2 separate regions of the Homo sapiens genome follow, and region 1 is linked to region 2. A link is a contact called in ENCODE Hi-C or POLR2A ChIA-PET data. All regions are on one chromosome and are shown on one strand. Each heading gives the region's core, a stretch centred on a gene start or an enhancer-like site at or near the end of the contact. The rest is flanking DNA. Distances are from core to core; before and after follow the strand shown.

Evidence for each region. Hi-C counts contacts between places; a loop is a spot of excess contacts on that map. ChIA-PET counts read pairs that join two places held with the same protein, here RNA polymerase II (POLR2A). Pooled maps may share reads with other maps.
Region 1: a loop to region 2 is called in a map of psoas muscle, with 2.3 times the contacts of the local background. The contact joins the enhancer-like site here to the promoter of LINC03107 in region 2. A Hi-C loop is called at or near these places in 5 of 168 maps with a recorded cell type or tissue (PC-9, dorsolateral prefrontal cortex, gastrocnemius medialis and 2 more) and 8 of 50 pooled maps. POLR2A ChIA-PET finds 5 or more read pairs at or near these places in 2 of 52 experiments (H1 and PC-9).

The regions. Positions count from the first base shown.
Region 1 is chr16:14,527,866-14,532,087 of GRCh38, forward strand. The region is part of intron 21 of PARN (poly(A)-specific ribonuclease); the gene reads right to left. It overlaps LOC107984865 (a long non-coding RNA gene), which reads right to left. Exons shown (of 2, transcript XR_001752089.3): 1 at 3,189-4,222; 2 at 2,712-3,052. Among named protein-coding and RNA genes, the nearest start is that of PARN, 100 kb to the right of the region's middle. Within about 2 kb of position 1,391, at least 13 of the 41 ENCODE cell types and tissues checked have a DNase peak (open chromatin) inside an H3K27ac peak, as active enhancers do; they include PC-9, gastrocnemius medialis and psoas muscle, where a contact is called at or near this core.
Region 2 is chr16:14,427,095-14,431,396 of GRCh38, forward strand. LINC03107 (long intergenic non-protein coding RNA 3107) reads right to left here and starts at 1,627. Exons shown (of 2, transcript XR_007065002.1): 1 at 1-1,627.

The DNA.
Region 1 (4,222 bases), core at 141-2,640, 100 kb after region 2:
GAAAAGGAGCCGTGTTTACAGCCCAAGAGCAGAAACTGGAAGGCAGAGTGCAGTCTCCTTCAGCTTTGGCTGGAAGCACATGTTGGGCAATACAAAATTTTCCCAACCTGCATATCCCTGGGGATGACCACAAAAGCACGTGAAAACTGAATTGTGGGTTACAAAAAATTGAATATCTGAATTCACAAATACAGAATCTGTGAATAATGAGGACTGACTGTATTTTTAAAACCATGCCCAAACCAGCTGCTCAAACTGAGTGTCAGAATAAATCCATAGCCCTAATGAGTACAACTTCACCTTACAGCAAACTTCTCCTGTGCCTGTGGAATTCTCACATTCCTTATGAACCTACTCAAAAGTTAACCTCTGTAACAGAAAGCTGCTCTAGTAACTACTGAAGTGGGACCCCCACAAGAGGCTCCAAAGGAGACCCCTGACTGCACTGATAAGAGATTAATTAGAACGGCAACCCAACTGTAGGAAGCCATGGGAAAGAAAAGGAAAGACAACTAAAAATCATTCTGGCAGCAGGTTTTGTCTCTTGTTTAAAAGGTACAGACAGGTGAAGACCTGCAAGTCACTTAGGGCAACAAACATGGCCCTACCTGAGGGACATGCTGTCATTTTGCAAGCCGATCATACAAACACCAAGAGCTTCACACTCACACAGTCTCCATGATGCAGCAATACATCTTTTTTACAAACTTGACTCTGTGATATTTTATTGTCTGGATTTCTGAATAGACTGATGTGGGGGGGAAAGTGGACATTTACCGAGCAGCTAATGCCAGGCACTATGTCGAGAACTTTACCTTCATAACCTCACTGAATTCTCCCCAGCCTGGTAAAATGAATTTTCTCTTCTCCACTTTAACCTCTGGAGCTAAGGACTCAGGTTACATCAAACACCACCGATTTTATTTCCTTCAAGCGGCTAAAATAACTCGAGAGATTGTTTGGATATTTCAACTAGTTGAGTATTCAATTAATCACTTTAATTACTAATGATTACTTTATAAGTATTTCTTATAAACTGGATTCATGAGTTTTCCTCTAGGTAGAGATCTTTCCCTGCAAGAAACGAGAGAAAAAACATTTTCTCTTTACAGAAACTTCTCTCATCTCTAGTCATAATTCTTTAACTGTTTCATGGAAGACTGGACACAGATCAAGCAGCACTCAGCAGACATCTTCGCCCTGACTCCTATAAAAGTGTCACTTCACCGTGAGTGCAAAGGTGGCCCTGAGCGAGTGCCTAACCAAGGCCCCTCTGCCAGGCTTCTCCAGCTCCGGACTCTAAAGGCTTCCCCACAACTACAGGAGAGGTACGCTGTCGAATCCGAATGCTAAGTCTGTCCACATTACTTAGCATGAATAAGCATTTCAATGTTTTACTTGGCGTTGGAAAGGTAGATTGGTTGCCAGCACGACAGCACCACCTTCTGGTTGGTGAAAAGGAATTAAGATACAAAGTCACATCTGGAGCATTTCAAGTTTTGTAAGCCAGATGGATGGCAAAGTTGAAAATCTAGTTTCCATAAAATCCGAACAATGTCAGTAGCAATTAAACACCCTCACAGATCAGTAATGGAATAGTAACTGTAGGTCACTACTGGCTACTGCTCCACTTCTGGGCACACTGCAGCCACTTCCAGCCTCTCAGCCCTGACATTGAAGCCCACTGCGCCCTATGAAAGAAATTCCTTATCATGTCATCAGAGTCACATCCATCCCCCTGGCTGTGCAAAAAGGTTCTCTGCTGTTCACAAAGTCCAAATTTGATGGCCAGCAATAAAGTATCAGACACTGGCCCAACAACCACTCCCACTGGTACTCGTTGGCAGGTAGGGAGTATCGTCCTCTGATGGTTCTAACGAGGACTATCATCCTCTTATGGAGCCCATGAGGACTCGGCATCCCCTTCCTGTTCCCCTCAAGCATGGGACTCCTTGGTAGACTGTGCTGGAGAAGGATCTTGAGTGTGAGGTCCAAATGGGGCTTCCTCCTATAGGTGATACCATCCCTACAGAAATCCAGAAATCCAGACCACGAGACCCCATCATGACAGCTGCAAGAGGCCTCTGAACTCTAAACGATTCCTTAATCTCAGCTTCCAAGAGACCCCAGCAGCTGGTTTCCAGGCCTGCCTTCTTCAATGCAGTGGCCCCATCCACTTGTCAAATGGCCCTTGGGTGTCAGACTCTTCCTGATTCTGCTCATCAGGTAAGCTATTCATCCTGCTCCCTCAAGGAGAGCCAAGCAAGGTGGACAGAGAGAGGACTGTGCTTTAATCACGACATCCTTCTCTTGGTGAGCAGCACAGAAGTCTCCTCCAGACCTGTGGAGACCACAGGGTGAAGGAATGAGCATTTCTTCCTGAAGCTGTCCACAGGAATCCCAAGCCCCAGGCTACTCTAGAGAGAGGCAGCACCTGAGGAGGGAGAGCTCTGCCAGTTACCTCTGCTTCCCCCCAGCCCACCAACACCCGCCACAGTGCTTTGCACACCTGGAAAAGAGTAATTCTTCTTTAAATGAGGACTTTAATCTGTGTTTCTCCTGAAGTGCCTGAGTTCAAACTCTGTTTACCATAACCCTCAACAAGAAATCCATGTGCATTATAACCCAGTACACACACATACATCTGTACGTACAGAACCCTGAAAAAAAGGTTACATTAAAAAAAAAAAACTATATTATATAAGACACACTGACATTTTCTAACTTCTTCCATTTTATTAAAAATGCTGGTCACCATTCATTCAAATGACTTCACAACCCAGTGAGGGAGTGCAACCCTCACTGGGTGAACACTGTCGTAAACTTCCGCCTTCGTTCATCACTCTGTTGGGTGCCATGCTCCTCTCTCTTCTCGGCTATCCCAGAATTGGCCCCTTCCCAAGGACTGTACCAGGGCATCTCCTCAAAGCCCTCTCCAGCTCTGTGCCAGCACCATTCCAAATGCCAAGGATGTAGAATAATGACTAAGATGTAGCCCCCATGCAGAGAAGCCAAGTCTACTGGGTGGGACAGACTGACATTGCCTCTTCCTCTGAAGACAAAAACACTTGTTATCTGTATTCATTCATTCATGCATGCATTCATTCATTCATCCATCCATCCATCCATCCATCCATCCATCCCCCACCTTGACTCACTCCCACATCATTGTGGAAACAACAGCTTACATTTGTCAAAAGGCAGGCCAGGCGTGGTGTCTCATGCCTGTAATCCCAGCACTTTGGGAGGCTGAAGCAGGCAGATCACTTGGAGTTTGAGAACAGCCTGTCCAACAGAGTGAAACCCCATCTATATCAAAAAATACAAAAATTAGCCAGGCGTTGTGGTTAGTGCCTGTAGTCCTAGCTACTCAGCAGGCTGAGGCAGGAGAATTGCTAGAACCCAGAACGCAGAGGTTGCAGGGAGGCAGAGGTTGCAGTGAGGTGAGATCACACCACCGCACTCCAGCCTGAGTGACAGCACAAGACTCCATCTCAAAAAAAAAAAACAGATGAATCCATCTAATAGGGTTTCCTTTTTCACAATCTGTTTGTCAAGGGATAATTTTCATGAACTCTAAATTAGGAACTAAAGTGCACTGTCACTGATTCTTGGAAGCCAATGGCCCATTTATTACCCTATGTAGCATTTATAGATGTGGCAGGTTCCCAGATAAATTCAATTTGGCCTCAGCCTCTTAGAAAAGGCTGTGAACTAGAGTACATGCAAAGACTAACCTTCTACCATGCTTAAAAATACATAGAAACTGTTTGGGTACGTCCGTCAATTTCATCTACTTTTGACTTTGTGCTACCATGCCATCCTACACACATGGGAAAGAGTGCCATGAGGGTGCCCCCCCAGACAACAACCATGCTTTCCAAGGGCAGCTCTATTTGGTTGACCAACTTCGTACTCAATACTTGGAAATTCTTTCAAAAGCCCCAGACTTCTCAATGAAAACTGGTTAGATGTAATATTTTATTTTAAAACTTGTATTCAACCTGGCCAAGATAGCAAGATCCCATTTCTTTAAAAAAAAAAAAAAAAAGGCAGGCATGGTTGCATGCACCTATAGTCCCAGCTACTTGGAAGGCTAAGGCAGGAGGATCGCTTCAGCCCAGGAGTTCGAGGCTGCAGTGAGCTATGATCGCACTGCTGTACTCCAGCTTGACCCTGTCAGAGTGAGATCCTGTCTTAAAAAATTAAATTAAATTAAAAT
Region 2 (4,302 bases), core at 377-2,876:
GTGGTTAGGCACATGGGCGTTGCAGTCGGACATCCTGGGGCTTGAATTCCAGCTCTGCCACTGACCCTGACCTCCAGTGCAGGTTACTGAACCCGCCTGAGCCTCAGTTTATCTTCAAATGGGGATAATCGTGCCTAAACGTCGAGTACAAAATGCTTCCCATAGACTGAGCTCCAATACACAGTCCCTACTGCTATCAGAAAAAAACACACAGTGGCGTGGAGAAGAAAACTCACTTTCAGAAAGCAAGGATGACACACCAGAGGGCAAGTTTGTTTTAAAATGGAAAGTTCTTGAGAGCAGGGGGTGTGTGTTTTCCAGGAGGAGGCTGTGGGTGCTTCCCAGTGTAAGTAAACAATGGCAGGAATCTGGGGAAATGCCTCGGTGAGCACTTACTACCCGTGGGTGCTTTCTATTCTCCCCCTGGTTTAGTCCCGTCTAGTCCCACAGGTGAGGAAACTGAGGCTGGGAGCCGGGACAGCATCCTCGGGCTCACACATCTGGTGAGCAGCACAGCAAGCTCTGAGCTCAGATCTGAGCAATCACCCAGCCCACATGCTGATCAGTGTAGTCCCGCTGCCTCTAATGGGTGGTTTCCTCAACACTGTTACTAATGAAAACTCTTTCAGGGTGCCACTGGCCAAAGTAGGAATGAGCAAATGGAAAAGGGAGACAATGAGGGCTCTGAGGCTCTGCGAGGTGGGTGCTCCCATCACACCACCCAATCAGGATGCGAACCACTTGCTGATTCACACACACGCAGACAATGGGGAATTATGAAGCCTTGTAAAAACAGCAGAAACACCCAACAGACCCTCCATTTTTTCTCTAGTTAGCCCCAGCCTCCAAAACTAGGGCAAAAGCCTAAGCTTTGCTGAGTCACAATCATTTATCAAGGTAATTTGTAGGCACAGCACTCGAGATGCTATGCAATTTTTACCCCATTCAACAAATGCAGGACAACCTGCCGGGGAAGATTAGTCCTTCCTAAGTAACAAGAAGGACTCTAAATTCTCAGATTCTGGGTTATTAAGAATAAGAAGAGGCTGTGCAAACTAGACCACAGCGTGCAGAGAGGAGATGTGTGAAGAGACTTAACTTTCCTCCCTACCCACAGCCACAACTAGGGAACCACATTCAATCTAATTGGGTGTTTTTGGCAGTCTGGCTGTTGCCTGCCCTCCAAGGCCTGCCAGGAACCAAGAATCCACCACCCAGGCTTAGACACCTGCAAGGGCACTTGGGTGGAAGAATCCTGTCCCCCTACCCTTCCTCCTGCAGGAAGAGGACAGCATCAAAAGGCGGGTAGCTGGTTCTCTGGTTGTTATTGGAAATATAGGAAGACGTGTCCATGGAAAAGTTGCATGGGCCTGGCACAGGTGCCTAAGGCTTCCCTTTGCTCAAGTCCACACTTGCACACACAGGTAAGGCTCCCTGGCTTCAAGTTTCTGATTTACCATTTTCCTATGTTTTCAAGCTTAAAAAAAATCACCGTGAGGATTCACTCTTTACTTATGAAACATACTTAAGTTCCCCACCTCACCCTCTAAAACAGAAAAAAAAGGGTGCTTATTTGTTGTCCTTTTTTGACAAGAATTATCTGTCTAAAACTTTTTTTTTTTAACTTTTTTTTTTTTTTTTTTGGTCAGCCAGGCTGGAATGCAGTGGTATGATCTTGGCTCACTGCAACCTCCGCCTCCTGGGTTCAAGTGATTCTCCTGCCTCAGCCTCCCAAGTAGCTGGGATTACAAGCATGCGCCACCACGCCTGGCTAATTTTTGTGTTTTTAGTAGAGACAGGGATTTGCTATGTTGGTTGGCCAGGCTGGTCTCGAACTCCTGACCTTAAGTGATCTGCCCGCCTCGGCCTCCCAAAGTGCTGAGATTACAGGCGTGAGCCAGTCTAAAAAGATTTCCATTTAAAAAGACCCTCAACTTGAACATGTAGCGTTCTCACCAGGCCCAGTCAGCATCAAGCTTTCTCAAGTTCAAGTTCACAGCATGACTAGAAAAAGCAGGCAACTGAAGACAAACGGAACTGCTGTTTGCAGGATCAGGCAACTTGGAGGAGAGGATGGCGCACAACCAGGGGAAACATGATCTGGCCTTCAGGTGTCCTATTTCCCCTCCTCGGCAAAAATCAGACACATTGATTTACTCCATGAATCATTTGGGGGAAAAAGATTTCAGCTGAACTCATGAGATTTTTTAAAAAGTAGCGAAAAAGATTGAACTATTTTTAATACTCACTGGTTTCCCAGGTCTGGAGAGGGTGGTTTGGCCTCGCCTCAGCAGTAACCAAGTGTCATAGCATTTTCTTTTCAACGTCAAGAGGAGTGTTGCAAAATAGTCCAAGTGGGAACACACAGGAACCGTGAGACTCTCTTGGTGTTGCTGTTCAGTAATAATGATGCACACTTTAAAAACACACGCACTCGGCCGGGCACTGTGGCTCAGGCCTGTAATCCCAGCACTTTGGGAGGCCAAGGCTGGTGGATCACGAGGTCAGGAGTTCGAGACCAGCCTGGCCAATATGGTGAAACCCTGTCTCTACTGAAAATACAAAAATTAGCCGGGCGTGGTGGCACATGCCTGTAATCCCAGCTACTCGGGAGGCTAAGGCAGGAGATCGCTTGAACCTGGGAGATGGAGGTTGCAGTGAGCTGAGATTGTGCCACTGCACTCCAGCCTGGGTGATAGAGCGAGACTCCATCTCAAAAACAAACAAACAAAAAACAACAAAACAAAACCACACACACACTCGGGCTGGGCGCGGTGGCTCACGCCTGTAATCCCACTACTTTGGGAGGCCAAGGTGGGTGGATCACTTGAGGGCGGGAGTTCGAGACCAGCCTGGCCAACACAGCCAAACCGCGTCTTTACTAAAAAGTACAAAAATTAGCTGGGCATGGTGGCGGACACCTGTAATCCCAGCTACTTGGGAGGTTGAGGCAGGAGAATTGCTTGGACCCAGGAAGTGGAGGTTGCAGTGAGCTGAGATCATGCCACTGCACTCCAGCCTAGGCAACAGAGTGAGACTGCATCTCAAAAAACAAAACAAAACAAAAATTAGCTGGGTGTAGTGGCATGTGACTGTAACTCCAGCTACTTGGGAGGGTGAAGTGGGAAGATCACTTGAGCACGGGAGGTGGAGGCTGCAGTGAGCTGAGACTGTGCCACTACACTCCAGCCTGGGTGAACCACGGATGTAATGTTTCCACACATATAATGTATAATGATTACATAAGGGTAATTAGCATATCCATCACCTCGTTACATTACATATGTAATTACAATATAACTCTGTCTCAAAATAAATAAATAAATAAATAAATAAATAACACACATTCACGAATGTAAACTAGTATAGCCGCTATGGAGAACAGCATGGAGGCTCCTCAAAACACTACAAATAGCACATCATATGATCCAGGCCAGTCGTGGTAGCTCACGCCTGTAATCCCAGCACTTCTGGAGGCAGGCTGAGGCGGGCAGATCACTTGAGCCCAGGAGTTTGAGACCAGCCTGGGCAACAATGGTGAAACCCCACCTCTACAAAAACAAAACACAAAAAACTAGCCAGGTGTGGTGGCATATGCCTGTGGTCCCATCTACTCAGGAAGCTGAGGTTGGAAGGTTGCTTTAGCCTTGGAGGTCAAGGCTGCAGTGAACTTAGATCATGCCACTGCACTCCAGCCTGGGCAACAAAGCGAGACCCTGTCTCAAAAAACAAACAAACAAAAAATTACTATTACTATTGGCTAGGGGCAGTGGTTCACTCCTGTAATCCCAGCACTCTGGGAGGTTGAGGCAGGCAGATCACTTGAGCCCAGCAGTTCGAGACCAGCCCGGTCAACATGGCGAAACCCTGTCTCTACTAAAAATACAAAAAAATAGCTGGGCATGGTGATGCATGCCTGAAATCCCAGCTACTCAAGAGGCTGAGGCAGGAGAATTGCTTGAACCCGGGAGCTAGAGGTTGCAGTGAGCTAAGATTGGGGCACGGCACGCCAGCCTGGGTGACACAGCAAAACTCTGTCCAAAAAAAAAAAAAGAAACATTACTATGTACTCTATGAGCATGTACAATTATTATTTGTCAATGAAAATAAATAAAATGAAACACACACACCCCCTCAAGATCCATGCTTATAATTAGGTAAACAGAATTTTGACCAAATCACCACAACAATTAAACAAAAAGGTCTTCTCCACAGATGGTTCTGGAATAACTAGACATCCATATGGAATGAAGGAATCTCAACTCTAGTCTCGTACCATCCATAAAAAGTTAATTCAAGATG